Linked DNA regions of Homo sapiens: region 2 is linked to region 1. A link is a loop called in an ENCODE intact Hi-C map of the cell type or tissue named here. Cell type or tissue: OCI-LY7. All regions are shown on one strand. Region 1 holds the start of ACSF2 (acyl-CoA synthetase family member 2). Region 2 overlaps XYLT2 (xylosyltransferase 2).

The links. Peaks named below come from ENCODE experiments on the same cell type or tissue, not always from the same donor. Only the 100,000 strongest peaks of a DNase experiment are listed, where the experiment ranks them.
Region 2: it touches region 1 in a loop (7-fold over the local background); 5 of 110 quality-filtered maps call a loop at or near these places.

Annotation. Positions count from the first base shown.
Region 1 is chr17:50,424,488-50,432,487 of GRCh38, forward strand. ACSF2 (acyl-CoA synthetase family member 2) reads left to right here and starts at 1,731. Exons shown (of 16, transcript NM_025149.6): 1 at 1,731-1,902. The coding sequence starts at 1,775. RefSeq lists enhancers at 1,263-1,807, 6,763-7,458 and a silencer at 1,544-1,863. In OCI-LY7, CTCF peaks have their summits at 3,119 and 3,319; DNase peaks (open chromatin) are centred at 1,354, 1,764, 2,624 and 3,114; H3K4me3 peaks cover 2,781 bases; H3K27ac peaks cover 2,103 bases.
Region 2 is chr17:50,357,217-50,365,216 of GRCh38, forward strand. It overlaps XYLT2 (xylosyltransferase 2), which reads left to right. Exons shown (of 11, transcript NM_022167.4): 9 at 1-36; 10 at 991-1,324; 11 at 2,753-3,969. The coding sequence ends at 3,075. Among named protein-coding and RNA genes, the nearest start is that of MRPL27, 12 kb to the right of the region's middle. In OCI-LY7, CTCF peaks have their summits at 4,940 (motif pointing right) and 5,149; a DNase peak (open chromatin) is centred at 4,965; H3K27ac peaks cover 551 bases.

The DNA.
Region 1 (8,000 bases):
ATAAAAACAAAGACACATTCCAAGCCATGCCTGTTCCTTGCAGGGTGTTTGTGAGGGTCAGAGAAAATGTCCTTGAAGAGCCTGGCATGTACAAGATACCCTGAAACTGATGGCTATGATGCCACGGCCTGTGCACCTAGGAAGAGTCAGGAAAGCCCAGTGTCTTGAAAAGCCGAGGCTGGAGCAAAGTTCAAGGAGGAACTCACTTCTCTCCCACTCTAGGACTGACCCTCAAACTAGCCAGAAGAGTGGAAGGACCTACAAGATCAGTACCCACCCCACACTTCATAGGCCAAGAGAGGGACAGTGGTTTACCCAGGGTCACCCAGCATGCTAGAGGCTAAGCCTGCCAGCCACGGCTGGGAACCCAGACTTGTGAATGCCCCAGCCCTCCACATTCCCTGGTCCGCTATCAAAGACAGTTAGTCTAATTAGGAAAGCACACCCTTGCAGGCCCAGCCTCCGGTGATCTCTTTGTTCCTCTGTCTCTTCCTGCCCCAACCCCACAGAAACTGAAGTGTGGGGACCCTCCCTAGGAACCGGGGTTCCAGGGAGGATTTGAGGTCACGCTCAAGATCATAAAGAGGCCCAGCATGGACTCCTTCTCATGACCCAAGTGGAGCCAGAGTTCCCAGATAAGGGCAAAGGTCACCTCAGGCCAGGCTCCACTCTCAGCCACCCCTTCTGCCTGGCAGGGTTTACTTCATCTCCTCCAGTCAGGAGAGGGGAGGTCACACTGCCAGGGCCTTTGCCCCATTCTTCTCCAGCTCCTTCTCTAGAGGAAGAGTCATGGCTAGGCCGAGGCAGTGTGGACCTGGAACAGGTATAAACTGTGCTACTCTTTGGTGCCCAGTGCCACTTTTCCTAGCCAGGACCAGAGCTATCACCTTCTCTGTCCCGCAGCTCTGCCCAGGTCTTAGTACCCCACTCACCCCTGGGCCTCAGGAACCCTAAGGAGGGGCATAGGGTTGCTTTCCATTCACACCTGGGGCAGCACAGGGAACTGTGCCACAGGCCCCAAGACAGGCAGATGGAGGATGAAATACACAGGTCCCAGTCCCTGAGGCCACCTTACGTGTCCGGCCCCCAACCCTGTGCAGAAGGTCAAGGCAGAGGCGCCGAGGAGGGATGGGAGGATGCCTCCTGTGAGATGGGGTACAACTGGTGTTCCTTCTGAAGCTGACATCTGGCCTCAGCTGGGACTCTGGCGCCAGCGGGCCCGCAGGGGGCTCACCCGCGACACCCTTTGTTCTGGCTGCCTCCCCAACCCCGCGGGGCCCTCTGCTCCAGCTGGCATGCCTCAAGGACGCTTCGCGCCTGCTCCTTTGGCCCCCGGCTCGCAAGTAGCGGGGCCAGCACGTGACCCGAGGGGGCAGGGGATGGATGGATCTTGACCTTGCCATCTGGCCCCTCACGGATGTGCTGCTGGCTCTCCCTCTAGGAAATCAACAAATTTTTGCGCTTCTAACATCCAGGCCCCTGAGGATGGTCGCGAGGAAGATCTGTTTCGGACTGCAGCTGGGGCCTTCGGATCCAGAGGAAACCAGGGCTATTCTTCGAGGGTGGGAGGGGGAGGGCCGCGGGGTCGGAGGGGAAGGTGGCCCCGCGCGAAGTCGCCGCCGCCGCGCCCCGCCCCGCCCCGCCGGCGGAGACCGAATCCGCCGCACCCCATAGGCAGAGGCCACCCTCCCCGCCTCCCCGCCCGCTGCGCGCCCGCCCCGCCCCGGCTCACTTTAAAAGTTTACTCGGGCCGGGACGCAGGGCAAAGCGAGCCATGGCTGTCTACGTCGGGATGCTGCGCCTGGGGAGGCTGTGCGCCGGGAGCTCGGGGGTGCTGGGGGCCCGGGCCGCCCTCTCTCGGAGTTGGCAGGAAGCCAGGTTGCAGGGTGTCCGCTTCCTCAGGTACTGGCCCCCCGCGGGAAGAGAGGGGGCGGGGCAGTTCCCCGGGAGAGGAACTTGGAGGTCCCGGCGAGCTTCGGAAGCCCCACCTCTGGACGAGTGCACTGGGGGGAAGGTACCCGCCCCTCCCCCGCCCCCCGCCAGCACCTAGGCAATAGGAAAAGCTGGCTTGGCCTGGTGGACTTGGGTGGGGAGGGGGCTTTGGTTGGTGGCTGCAGTGACTTCGAGTTCTGGTCCAAGACTCTCGATTCCTTCTCCTTTATGGGCACAGAGGGCAAGGAGTGTGGGCTTTAAGGAGAATATTCCGATGGGGAGGGGCAAGGGCCAAGGCCTGGGCTGTACCCCCAGGACACTGCCTCTGAGTTGGAACCCCTTCATGGGCAAACTTGGGGATCAGCCCCAGTCTCCCCGACCCAGGCCACTAAACTTAGCAGTCTCCTGTCTCCTCATCAGCTGCTCACTAACATGGCTTTAATTCTTTGCTGCCTACTCCTGGGCCTATTTCCTTCTGTCCTCAGTGCAAGGGGTGGGATGGAAGCTGGCAGGCAGAGGATTTCAGTTCCCAGTAGCTTCACTGCCTCTGCAGCAGCACAGTAAGTAAAGCTGCCTTCCCGGTGTGACCAGTCCTTGGGAGGACCCCGTGAGATGGCAAATGTGAAAGTGCTTGAGACACAGAGAGCAGGCTGCCACTCATGTTATCAGGGCTGTTAGCTTCAGCAGCACCACTGGGGAGCCCTGTGCACTACTGAGCCTGTCCTACCACTCAACTCGGCCAGATACTAAGTCTATGGTCAGGACAGCACTTTCAGCAACATCAGATGGGGTGTGGGCCTGGACATGGAAAAGGGAGAAGTCAGAACAAAGCTGTGTCTCAGAGAACTAGATTTGTTTTTGTTTTTAAAAAGGCTAAGTAGGAAGAGTTGGAGGGACATGCAGACTCCTTTTTGGCTAGAACTCCAAGATCACACTTTCTGAACTTGCTGATTTCTGAATGCTAGAAAGCATGCAATGCCTTAACATCACTCTGCCTAATTTGCTGAGAAAACTAAGTGGATCAAGGCTGGTCAGTAGATGGGATTGAGATGAGGACAGTGGGGTCCTCTTCCCAGTGACCCTGGGAAGTCACTCACTACTTCCCAGGGTCTCCCTAGACAAGTTCGGCCCTCCCCTGACCCCCTAGTCTCTTAAGCCTCTCCTCTGGACTCATGGCTGCCCCCTCAGGCTGGGAGGACTCTGAGGAAAGTTACTTCCCAAAGTGTACATATTTTATCACACTAAATCAGGCCACAGGGGAAGTCTCTCAGCCTACTCTGGCTCAGGAGGCTGCCCAATAGAAAACAAACAAACAAACCAATAAATAAGTAATAAATCAGGCCACATGGCAACATTTCTGACCTTTGACTTTTTTTTATCTATAAACAAAACAGGTCACTTACCTGCTACAGCCCTGGGACCTCTGAGAGCACCAAGCTTCAGAGAAATTCTTATTGCTGTGTCAGGAGGAGACTCATTTATCCAGACAGATGATTTTCTGAGTGTTTGGCCTACTTTCTTTCTGCCCCTTCCACTCCCTTGTGCCTGCACCCTTATTGTCTGACTGTGATGGTTTTACCTGATTTCTCTCCTACTTTCCCCTTCAGAAGCCTCAGGGCTCAGGCCAGGCAAGGTGGTTTATGCCTGTAATCTCAGCACTTTGGAAAGCAGAGGTGGTAGGATCACTTGAGCCCAGGAGTTCAAGGCTGCATTGAGCCGTCATCATGCCACTGCACTCTAGCCTGAGCAGCAGAGCAAAACCTAGACTCAAAAAATAAAAATAAAGGCTGGGTGGGTGGCTCATGCCTGTAATCCCAGCACTTTGGGAAGCCCAGGCAGGCAGATCACTTGAAGTCAGGAGACCGGTTTGGCCAACATGGTGAAACCCCGTTTCTACTAAAAATACAAAAATCAGCCGGGCGTGGTGGCATGTGCCTGTAATACCAGCTACTAGGGTGTCTGAGGCAGGAGAATTGCTCCAACCTGGGAGGCGGTGGTTGTAGTGAGCCAAGACTGCACCTCTGCACTCCAGCCTGGGTGACAGAGGGAGACTCCATGTCAAAAATAAATAAATAAAAATAAAGGCCAAGCATGGTGGCTTATGCCTGTAATCCCAGCACTTTGGGAGGCTGAGGTGGGCGGATCACTTGAGGTCAGGAGTTAGATCAGACTGGCCAACATGGAGAAACCCCATCTCTACTAAAAATATAAAATTAGCCTGGCGTGGTGGCACATGCCTGTAATCCCAGCTACTTGGGAGGCTGAGGCAGGAGAATTACTTGAACCTGGGAAGCGGAGGTTGCACTGAGCTGAGATTGCACCACTGCACTCCAGTCTGGGTGACAGAGAAAGACTTCATCTCAAAAAAATAAAAATAAAAATGAAAAAAGAAGCCTCAGGGCTGAAACCATCAGCAAACATTCCTGAGAACAGATTCTGCGTCATGCTAGCACATGCTGTGCATATAGAGGCCACAGAACTCAGTCCTCACCCTGCCAGGAACTTGCAGCCTCGTAGGAGGAGAAATAAATCAAGGTGAGCACTATTCGGTGTTGCAAGTGCCATGGTGAGGAATGCGCTTGGACTTTCGTCCTCTGTTTTCTCCGATCTGCTCACACACAGCCTGCTTTCCTGTTGCCCAACACCCAGGCCTATTACTTACCAGACCCTGGTTTTGCCTGAGAGAAAAGAGCAAGGGCTTTGAAGTTAGACTATCCTGGATGACAGCCCTGGGTCCTCTCCCTGTTGGTTGTATGACCTCGGGCATGTTATCTAACCTCTGAGCTAGTTAGTTCATTACTTACTACCTTCTTGCTGTGTTGTTGGGCTGATGAATAAAACAAGCTTGCTCTTGTTCTCAGCCTTTCCTTTGAGGCAGGGCTGATCCCTGGAAACCCTTGACTGGTGTCTGGGTGGGAATTCTGACTGATTTGAAAGTAGGAGAGGATCCCCTGATTGGTGGCCTCTTTCTGGAACCCAATTATTTCTCCTAGCTGATTGCCAAGATGGTGACTTCCACCCAGCTACATGTCCAGTCCTTGGGTCTGCTGGACGTCCTCCTCTCCGTTTGACGCAGGGCTGTTCAGAGTCTTTCTCTTTTTCTTTTTTTTTTATTTGAGGTGGAATTTCGCTCTTGTTGCCCCAGGCTGGAGTGCAATGGCATGATCTCAGGTCACTGTAACCTCCGCCTCCTGGGTTCAAGCAGTTCTCCTGCCTCAGCCTCCCAAGTAGCTGGGATTACCGGTGTGCGCCACCCGCCCAGCTAATTTTGTATTTTTAGTGGAGATGGGGTTTCACCATGTTGGTCAGACTAGTCTCAAACTCCTGAACTCAAGTAATCCACCTGCCTCAGCCTCCTAAAGTGCTGGGATTACAGGCGTGAGCCACCACGCCCGGCCCAGAGTCTTTCTCCCCAGAAGGAAAGAAAAAGCTGTCCTTTGCTCTCCAGAACTCCTCACGACCAACTCCTTCCCCCTATCTATGTGCCTCCTTCCCCAAAGAAGGTGGATGGCTTAGTCTGGGGCTTCAGTGAACCTCCAAGGAAGGAATTCAAGGAGAAACCTGGGCTGAGCAGGCTTCCCCCAGACCTGCCCTAAAGCTGGCCTGGGGCTGCCTATGAGGCAGCTGCATCCAGGGTGTTGAGAACACTCAGAGCTGGGAAGGCAGAGAGATCAGTGGCTAAAGCCTCTCAGAATTAGGTGTGGTGCTCAGAGCTGGGGATCCAGTGACTTGGTGCTGATGGTGGGGACAGAGGGGTAAGGGGGCTTTGTGGACCACCCTCCATGGGGATGGCTATGATCATATAAGACTGTGGACCTAAGGGAAAAATCTGAGGCCAAAGTAATATAAGTAGAGAGATTTATTTGGGCCATGTTTGCAGACTGCAACCGGGAGCATAGACTCAAGTTGCCCTGATTATATGATCTGATGAGCAGCAGTTACAAGTGGGTTTTTAAAAGAAAAGAAGGCTGGGTGCAGTGGCTCACACCTGTAATCCCGGCACTTTGGGAGGCCGAGGCAGGCAGATCACAAGGTCAGGAGTTCGAGACCAGCCTGGCCAATATGGTGAAACCCTGTCTCTACTAAAAATACAAAATTAGCTGGGCATGGTGGCGGGCGCCTGTAGTTTCAGCTACTTGGGAGGCTGAGGCAGGAGAATCGCTTAAACCCGGGAGGAGAAGGTTGCAGTGAGCCGAGATTGTGCCACTGCACTCCAACCTGGGCGACAGAGCGAGACTCTGTCTCTAAATAAATAAATAAATGAAAAGAAGAGACAGTTCCTAAGTGATTTACCAAGAATGTACATTAAAATGATATAAGCTATTGATTCATTATACTTTGTTCTTTGTATCACAAATTTTGTTAACATGAAAGTAATGGGTAAAGCAGCTAGTTAGGAGCAAAATGCCTTTAAACAATTGTCCCTGGGAAGGAAGGAGCATGACTGAAGTCTCATGTCTCTCTGGGCTTGACACATTTTGCATACATCACATAGCTCAGACAGCTGCTGAGCTATTTTTCTGTTCTTGTGACCAACAGTTTACACACACATGGAAAACTACAAAATGCTGTTTCTATACAAGCGCCTTGTATTAAGCCTGGAAGTGTTATGGGTGGTAACCATAAATAGTTACAAGAAATAGACTCTTCCCATAATTTCCAAAACATGATTTATGAATGATTTGGTAACGATATCCCTATGCATTCCACTGGGGATCCTCCAGTCTAAATGTAACAGTAGAAAATAACTATGAACTTGGCTGCTGGAATCAGTGAATGGTACACATCTGTTTTAGTTACCCTCCTCTGCTTTGAATGCTGTACATTGCTGCAGTGTACTGTGAAGCATGTAAAGGTAATAAAAAGATGAATGAGTTTGTTTTCATTGACAGAGCTGTTTTTCTAGAAGGAGTCTACAGGGGAAGTCCATAGACACACTGATTCAAGGCAGAAAGTTTGCAGTGCCATTAAAGATGTCAATCAAAGCAGGAGGAATCTGGTTTGTGGAAATGGGAGGGGGAGACTTCCCAAAGAGCCTGGGGTTAGAACCTGATCCCTGAAAGGTTAGGTCTGCAGTTTGAAGCCTTTGTACTTCCGTGAAATCTCACTTGTGCTTCAATCGTTGTGAACCCTGGTGCCATCATAGCTTGCTATAATCTCAAACTTCTGGGCTCAAGCATTCCTCCCATCTCAGCCTCCCAAGTAGCTAGGACTACAGGCAAGTGCCACCATACCCAGATCATTTTAAAATTTTTTGTAGAGATGGGGTTATGAAGTATTGCCCAGGTTGGTCTCAAACCCCTGCCTCAAGCCATCCTCCTGCCTTGGCCTCAAGTGCTGGGATTATAGGGGTGAGCTGCTGATCCCGGCCTCTATTTTACTTCAATCTACAGATGAAACTTTGGAGCCAGGCAGATCTGGATTCAAATGAACCACTTTCTAGCTGAGTAGTTTTTTTACTTAAGTTAAACTTGACTTTTTTTTTCTTTCTTTCTTTTTTTGGTGGAGACAAGGTCTCGCTCTGTCACCTAGGCTGAGTGCAGTGGCACGATCACAGCTCACTACAGCCTCGAACTCTTGAGTGATCCTCCTATCTCAGCCTCCCCAGTAGCTGGGACTACAGGCCTGCGTCACTACACCCAACTAATTTTTGTATTTTTTTGTAGAGATGGTGTTTTGCCATGTTGCCCAGGCTGGTCTTGAACTCCTGAGCTTAAGTTACCTGCCTGCCTCAGCCACCTCCCAAAGTGCTGGGATTACAGGTGTGAGCCACACGCCTGGCCTTGACTTTTCTTATGTATAAATAGTGCATTGTGAGGGTTAAATGAGGTCCCATAAGAAAATGCTTAACACACAGTTTGATGCCAAGGACATGTTCATCCCATTGCATGGGTCAGTGAGCAACCTGTCCTAGTGGTGAGCTATTTTACAGGAATGCTTGTGTAATGATGGCTTGGCCCATTCTTACAGTGACCCCAAGGCCCACAGTATAGTAACTGTGTCTGGGGAGTAGGAGGGAGAAGGTTCCAGCAGGGTAAACTACCTAAGCAAAGGTGGGGCTGCTGGAG
Region 2 (8,000 bases), 67 kb before region 1:
CGCAGTGACCAGGCCAGCCGGCTCCAGAGTCTGGAGGTGGGACAGGTCCCCCACTTGCTTTCTCCCAACCCCCACCCAGACTTGGGGTAGTGGGAAGAGAGGGACAGACACCAAGGGAGGGGTAAGGTTATTTTTCCCAGTCATGGCAGCCATGGTGATGCCCCCATGCAGACATCCTGTGTCACCCCCCAGCCTGTGCACACTGAGGAGCACCTCCTGGTTGGGGTATGCAGAGGACATGCAGGGAGCAGGGAGGGAATTATCAGTTCCACTACAACACAAGCCCAATCTTCCAGACTACAGAGATTTCGCCTAGAGGGGCAGGGACATTCGAGTTGGGCCATGAAACTACACTTCTGAGTGGCTCCTCATAGTCTTTTTTTTTTTTTTTTTGAGACAGTCTCACTCTGTCGCAGTGGCACAATCTCGGCTCACTGCAACCTCTGCCTCCCAGGTTCAAGCGATTCTCCTACCTCAGCCTCCCGCGTAGCTGGGACTACAGGCGCGCGCCACCACGCCCAGCTAATTTTTTTTTTTGTATTTTTAATAGAGACGGGGTTTCACCATGTTGACCAGGATGATCTCGATCTCCTGACCTTGTGATCCACCCGCCTCGGCCTCCCAGAGTGCTGGGAATACAAGCGCAAGCCACCGCGCCTGGCCCCTCCTCATAGTCTCTTTCTCAGAGGCTTTGGCTTCATGTGGGAATGGTCTCTGGGCAGGACTTTGAACCTCATCCCTGCCGTATTGTCCCCAATAAGGGGGACTGACCTCCACTGCCTAGCAGTCAGAATGGAAGCCTAGAACGAATCTCAGAGCTGGGAGAGATATTAAAGGTCTCCTAGTCTGACCCCTTCATTTTGCAGATGGGGAAACTGAGGCCCAGAAAGAGACAGTGACTGGCCTGAGATTACACAGTGAGAGGCAGCTTCAGAGGAGGGAGAAGGACCTTTCCCCCACACTCCTGCCCAGCTGCCTCTCTCTCTACAGGTTGGCACTGATTGGGACCCCAAAGAGCGTCTTTTCCGGAACTTTGGGGGGTTACTGGGGCCGCTGGACGAGCCTGTGGCCGTGCAGCGCTGGGCCCGGGGCCCCAACCTCACAGCCACAGTGGTCTGGATCGACCCAACCTATGTGGTGGCCACATCTTATGACATCACAGTAGATACGGAGACTGAGGTCACGCAATACAAGCCCCCACTGAGCCGGCCCCTGCGGCCAGGGCCCTGGACTGTTCGACTCCTTCAGTTCTGGGAACCGCTGGGTGAGACCCGCTTCCTTGTGCTGCCCTTGACCTTCAACCGCAAACTACCTCTCAGGAAAGGTAAGCGTGCAGTTCTCAAATGAGGCCCAGAAGCCAGACAGAATAGGACTCGCCAGAGAGGTGACCTCAAGAAGCCAACCATCAGAGCTGACTCCCATCCCTAGAGTCAGGGAAGCATGGAAGGGCTGGGGCCTTCATCTTCTTTCCTGTAGCATGCAGGGTCCTGCACTGCAGTGTGGTGGAAAAGGGAGCTTTACAGTCATGCACACTTGGTTTGGAACATAACTCTCACAAGTTCATTGGCTTTTTGTCCTTGGAAGTTACCTGGCCTTCCTGGGCCTCAGTCTTAGCACGTGAAGCTGGAATAGTACACCTATCAGGGACCTCCTGGTTCATGCAACACAAATCCACTCAACCTAGCTTGAGTTAAAAAGGGGAGAAGACTGGAAGAATGCAGAGGTCTCCTTCACAAAGCTAGGAAATGTCTCAGGCCTCACTGTGAACCAGAGGTGCTTTCTCCATCTCTCTGGGGCTATCTTGTTCCTCATCCTGTCCTGTCTCTATGCATTGGCCTCAGGCTCTGGCTCCCCATCCATGGCCTCTCAGTGCAACAGACACTGACCAGAGACTTTTAGTCCCCAGGTTTCACATTCTTGGGACAGCAAATCTGATTGGCTATCCCAGTCCACTGTCTGGCCAGGTGGGCAGGGTCATGTGGCTCTCTGCCCATTTGGCTGAGGCTAAGGGAGCAGGCTCTGAACAGAGACACAGGCTGGGCAAATTTCCTGCAAGGGAGGGCCTAGTATAAGTAACTCCCCCTGGGAGCTATGAGGGATGAGCCTCTGGAGGGAAAGTGGCCGGTATGCAGGAGGTGATCAATTGGTAGGTGTTTCCTTCCCCCACCACGTCCTATCACAAGAAGGTGGTTAAGAGGTGGGGTACCCTAGAGGAGGAGGGGGTGCTGGTGGGGCTGCAGCAGATCCAGGGCAGGCAAGCTGTGTCCCCCGCACACCTGGACCTCCCAGTCAAGGGAAGAATGGCAACAATGCACAGCAGGTAGGGACAGGGGCTGCGCCTCAAGGACAAAGTCAGAGGAGGTGCTCTAAGCCAAGGGGACAAAGCTGGCCATTGTCTGTGCATGAAGAGCTGAAGTGCCCGAGTACAGGCTTCTGAGGGCTCTAGGAGCCACCAATGATGGTCAAGAAAGGGTATGGGACACAAACCAGACTGTTCCCTTTTCTAAAGTGCCTTGAACCCACTGCTTTACTGCATCCTAAAGTTGGGAATCTAAGGCTTACTGCCTTGATTTTATAAAACTCAGTTTTATAGGCACAGAAAGTCCCTTGGATTAGCCCAAGGTCATTCAGCAAGCTGTGACTCAGAAGTAGGGCTGTGACAGGAACTGGGGTACCCAGACCCAACTCCTGGGTCTGGCCTCCACGGAGTCTGTTGCAGGGGGTGTGCTTACTGCCTGCTCTGCACCCACAGATGATGCCAGCTGGCTGCACGCAGGGCCACCCCACAACGAGTACATGGAGCAGAGTTTCCAGGGCCTGAGTAGCATCCTGAACCTGCCTCAGCCGGAGCTCGCGGAGGAGGCTGCCCAGCGGCACACACAGCTCACAGGCCCTGCGCTCGAGGCCTGGACAGACAGGGAACTGAGCAGCTTCTGGTCCGTGGCTGGACTGTGTGCCATAGGCCCCTCTCCCTGCCCCTCCCTGGAGCCCTGCAGACTGACCAGCTGGAGCTCTCTGTCCCCCGACCCCAAATCAGAGCTGGGGCCTGTCAAAGCAGACGGGCGACTCAGGTAGCAGGGCCCCAGCCAGTACCCGTGGAGGACCCGGGAAATTGCACCTTACAGACAGTGGAGGGGTGTCCCCTCCCACAGGCAAGAACCAGAGGCCCAGGCTGCACACCCATTTCAGCCATCAAGAACCCACACAGACGGCAGGGAAGGTGGACACAGTATGAACTACTGCTGATGTCTCTGTTGGGGATCAGAGGGCTGGCGGGAACGCGAGAAGGGCACCAGCAGCATTCCACACCCAGCTCTTCCTCACCTTCCTGTCTAGTTTGAATTTCTTTTTTTTCTTTTTTTTTTTTTTTTTTTAATTTAAAAAGGAAAATGGGTGGTTGGGAGAGAAACTAGAACAGAAGATGTGCAATAGGGCTCAGAGCAGCCCCAGGAAGTGGGCCATGTCTGTGGGGAGCAGGGGCTTGCTGAGCCCACCTGCTATTGTTCTGCACGAGGCTGGGCCTGCCTCACTCTCCAGGGCCTCATGCCCCATTCTGGGCCTGTGGTGCTCGTGGCTGAGGCTCCACAGGGCTGCAAGTGCCCTGCCAGGCTCTAAGGCCCGAAGAACAGGTGATATCGGGGGCGCTGCAGAGCTGGGCTCTAGCAGGACAGTTCTTTTGTAGCCAGGGGACCCTAGAAGTGGGGTGGGGCGGCTCCAGGGCTTTCCAGCATACCCTGCCCCTGGATGGGAAAGGCAGGGTCAGGGCCCACTGAGACCCATGCAGAGTTTCCAGGTGTGCACTGGAAGTGAGGTCACATGAGCAGCGTGGGAAGAAGACTCTGTCAAGACTCTCAGAAGAACCTGGAGTAATTGTGCCTGAAGCTCAGCGTGAAGTCTGAAATATGCAACAGAAGAAATATATCTCTATCTCTCTACTCTGGGCTCTGTGTTTTTCCTCCTGGGTGTCAGGAAGCCATCACCATTCATTGGGCCTTCTCCAGAAGTCTTAGCTGGTACTTTGGTAGCCTTGAGAAGGTAAAGATCTCATTCCTCCAGATTAAGAACAGTTTAGAATCCACCCAGAGGGACTCAAGAACCCATCTAGCCTGGGTGCAGGGGTTCACGCCTGTCATCTCAACACTGGGAGGCTGAGGCAGGAAGATTACCTCAGCCCAGGAGTTTGGGACCAGCCTGGGAAACAGTGAGACCTCGTCTCTACAAGAATTTTTTTTTAATTAGCCAGGCGTGGTGGCGCACATCTGTAGTCCCAGCTACTCAGGAGGCTGAAGCAGGAGTTTGAAGCTGCAGTGAGCCAAAATTGCACCACTGCACTCCAGCCTGGGTGACAGAGTGAGACCCTGTCTCAAAAAACATCTAATCCAGCTCCTTTTTCTGAGGGGTAAACAGGCCCAGAGAGGCTCAAAGACTTCTTCTTTGCCACCCAGCAAGCCAGGGGACCAGCAGGACCTGAGCTTAGTTTGAGAGCCCTGACCCAGCACTCCCACCCCCACCACCAGGCCAGGCTGCAGCAGGTGCTGGCTTCTCTATCCTTGGCCTTAGCAGGGTCCATCCTAGAAGACTGGCCCTGCCACATGGGGCACCTTCAACAGAGGCAATCCCAGCCATGGCCTGGTCGTTATGATTGGAGCTTTTTCTTTTCGGGGCAGGAGCAGCAGCAGCCTAGGTCCCTCGTCACTGTCCTAGGACTCATGTTGAAAAGGGTTGTCCATCCTCCCTCCCTTTCCCAAGCCTCCTCTCCCCCTCCCACTCTCCTACCATTGACAGCCGGAGCTCGGTATCAGTCCTTCACAGCTTGCTTAATGTGGGAGCAAGGGTGAAGGTTTCTAGACCTCTAAAGTCACCCTATCAGCCAGCCACACTGAGCTCAGCTTGGGGAACAAATTCCTGCCCAGGCTGCCACATGTCAAGTTCTCCTAGTTGCCAGGAGGGGGCACTCCTGACAACCAACCGATAACAGCACTGGGGTTTTTGTCAGCTGCCGTGGTGCTAACCATGCCTGTAGTATCTCAATCCTTACAACTCTTGGAGGGAGGCATTTTTATTATCATCATTTAGCAGATCAGAAAACTGAGGCTTAGAGCTGTGAAATGACGAGCCCAAAGTCACAGCTAACTATTTGATGGTGGCAGCAGCCTTCAGAAAGAGGCAGGAAGCCTCCAGAGCCACTCAGTCACTACACTCTCCGGCTCGCATAAGAGCCTGGCTGGGCAGGTAAGCAGGAAGGAGCTAATGGCAAGAATTCGAAGGAAAAGGTACTTAGGTTCAGAGGCTAAGATAATTCGTTTTTTCTGGCTCCTGTTTTAGTGAACATCTGAAGCTGTACCCTGGTTCTCCAGAATGTTGTGGTTTTTGTTTCCCAATATCAACTCTCAGGTCAATAAGGAGGAAAAATTAACAACTAGGTTCAGCATATTAGGCACAGGCAGTAAATATTAGAACACTTAGACTCTGCTGGCCAAGAGCTCACAAACTAGCCTGTGGGTTTAACCTGGGCTATGGCTGTGCTGTGTTAGGCTAGCACAACGGTTTTCAAAGTAGTAGTAGTATTTTTAGAGACAGGGTCTGGCTCTGTTGTCCAGGCACGATCACGATCATAGCTCACTGCAGCCTTGACCTCCTGAGCGCAAGTGATCCTCCTAAGTAGCTAGGGTCACAGATGTGCACGACCATGCCTGGCATGCATGCATTCTTTATTTATTTATTTATTTATTTATTTATTTTATTTATTTATTTATTGGCAGAACAGGGGTCTCTCCATGTTGCCCAGGCTGGTCTCAAACTCCTGGCCTCAAGCAGTCCTCCCGCTCCAACCTCCCAAAGCGTTGGGATGACAGGCATCAGCCACTACTCCTGGCCTCAAAGTACCATTAAAAAAAAAAAAAAATCTTAGGTAACACATGCACTCGCCGCATCCCTGTCCTTCTCCACCATATTAGATCAGGTCGTAGTTCCCCATTATTGTCACCTGCTGTAAACATTTGGAGTTTACATTCTTCAACTCAAGTGAGTCGTGATCCTGACAGAGGATTCTGATTTAACGGTCTGAGGTGGCAACCCACAGTGGTATGCTTTTAAAGCTCCTCAGGCCTTTCTAACAAGCAGGCAGGCAGAACTAGGGAAGCGTAACCCCACCCCTGCTGCTCTGGCAGGCCTGTCTTGGCCCCACTGAGTTGGAAGCACTGCAGGACCCAGGACCAGCCTCCAGGACTCCTCCTGACAGGTTCAGAGGGCAGATTTGGGGGTGGAGGTGCTCCTCTCCCATTCTCTCCCCTGTCCAGGTCACTGAGGTGAGAGCTCAGCTTTGCTGCCTGAGTTCCTGGCAGACAGTGTTCTCTATCCCCCACCTTTCTGTAGGGTTAGCTCAGCCTGGAGGCTTGGGTTTTTTGAGGTTTCTTTGAAATCCACTCCTGGCTGGGCCACTGGGGTCAAAATCAGGATTTGGGCCAGGCAGGACACAGAGTGGGGGCGGGGAGCGGCCAAAGGCAGGCTGGGCCCCCAGAGCTGCACAATAACTGCTTTGGAGGGAGGAGGAGAGCCTGGGCAGAGAGGCTTTTGTATTTCATGGCCTGGCGTACCCAGTTTCCAGGGCAACCATGGACACCACGGTTCTGTTAGAGGTGGAAGCCAAGACCAGAAGACAGCCAATTAACATCCAGAGCCCAGTTATCTGAGCCAATGGGAAGTGGAGGTGGGCAATGGGGCTGGGAGGGATCTGGGACTGAGAAGTGCAGAGATCTGGGCGAGTTGGAGTCCCACTGGCTGTCAGGTTCAGCAGAAGCAGGGCCTGTTCCCCCCAACCCCTGCTCTGAAGGTTGTAGTGGGACACTCATAGCTGCCAGGCCTGCAGAGGCAGGAGAGGCTGAGCTCCTGGAAAGCTGCTTACAGATGCCCCTGCTCTGAATGAAGCTGTTCCTCTGGGCCAGGGTTCCCAGGGAGGGGTGTGGCACCTCGGGGAGGGTCAGCCCTGTGGCCCTGCTGGCTGCCCTCAAGACTGATGCCCTTTCTTGGCATCCCCTGCCACTGCTTCTCCGTGTGCAGACATCACCATGGACAACAGCCTCCTGGCCATAGTCGTGGCCACCAGTGAGTACCTACTGCCATTCCGTGTCCCAGGGGTGGGGCAGAGGCACCTTTGGCCCCTCACTGTAGGCAAAGCCCAGATTCTTCATCTATAGGGTCACCTCAAGCAACAGCCCTCCCCAGCCAAGACTTGAGAAGTATGCTGCACATGGCTGGTCTTTGATCCCTCTGGTCCCTTCCCTGTGCCAGGTCCTATGATGCCACAATCTTTGGTAACAAGAGGGGCTGGGCACCAGGAGCTGTTGAGCTGGGCTCTTGGGTCCTTTCCTGCCTCCTCAGATCCAGTTTCTCAGGGTATCTGCTCCATCCCCTCCCTTTGTGTCTCTGTAAAATCTCCCTTACACACATCACCCCCTGGGCTGCAGGCAGGGAAGGGACAGGGCTACTCTGCTCCCCCTCACAAATCTCTGCCCCAGGGACTTGATGCCGTAGCAAAAAGGGAGCTGCCTGCACCTCAGTTTGCCTTGCTTGTCAAGCTGGTATCAGTACCAGCCAGGTCATTCCTACACCAGCTTCTGGAGTGAATTCCAATCTGGTGAGGAGATGGGCCTGCACATGCTGGGTCCAGGCTGCCCCCTGACGGTGCCTCTTGGGGGAAGGCAGCCTCATCCACAGTGTTCATCATGGCCATCCTGCTGCTGCTGCTGCTGCACCAGCGCGACCCCCAGTGCTGCCAGGTCCTCTGCGCCTGCCACTTCTTCCGGAGTCCCAGCCAATACGTAAGCACCCCGATCCACCAACCCCTTGCCTTCATGCCCCCCACCCCCGACCCAAATCCTGACAAAAGGGCACCTGTGCTCTGGCCAAGGAGAAACAAGTGTTCAGTATGGAAAAGAAAGGGCCTTTGGAATCTTTCTCTGCAGCATCCAGCCTGGGTTCCCTCTGAGTCAGGGGAGCAG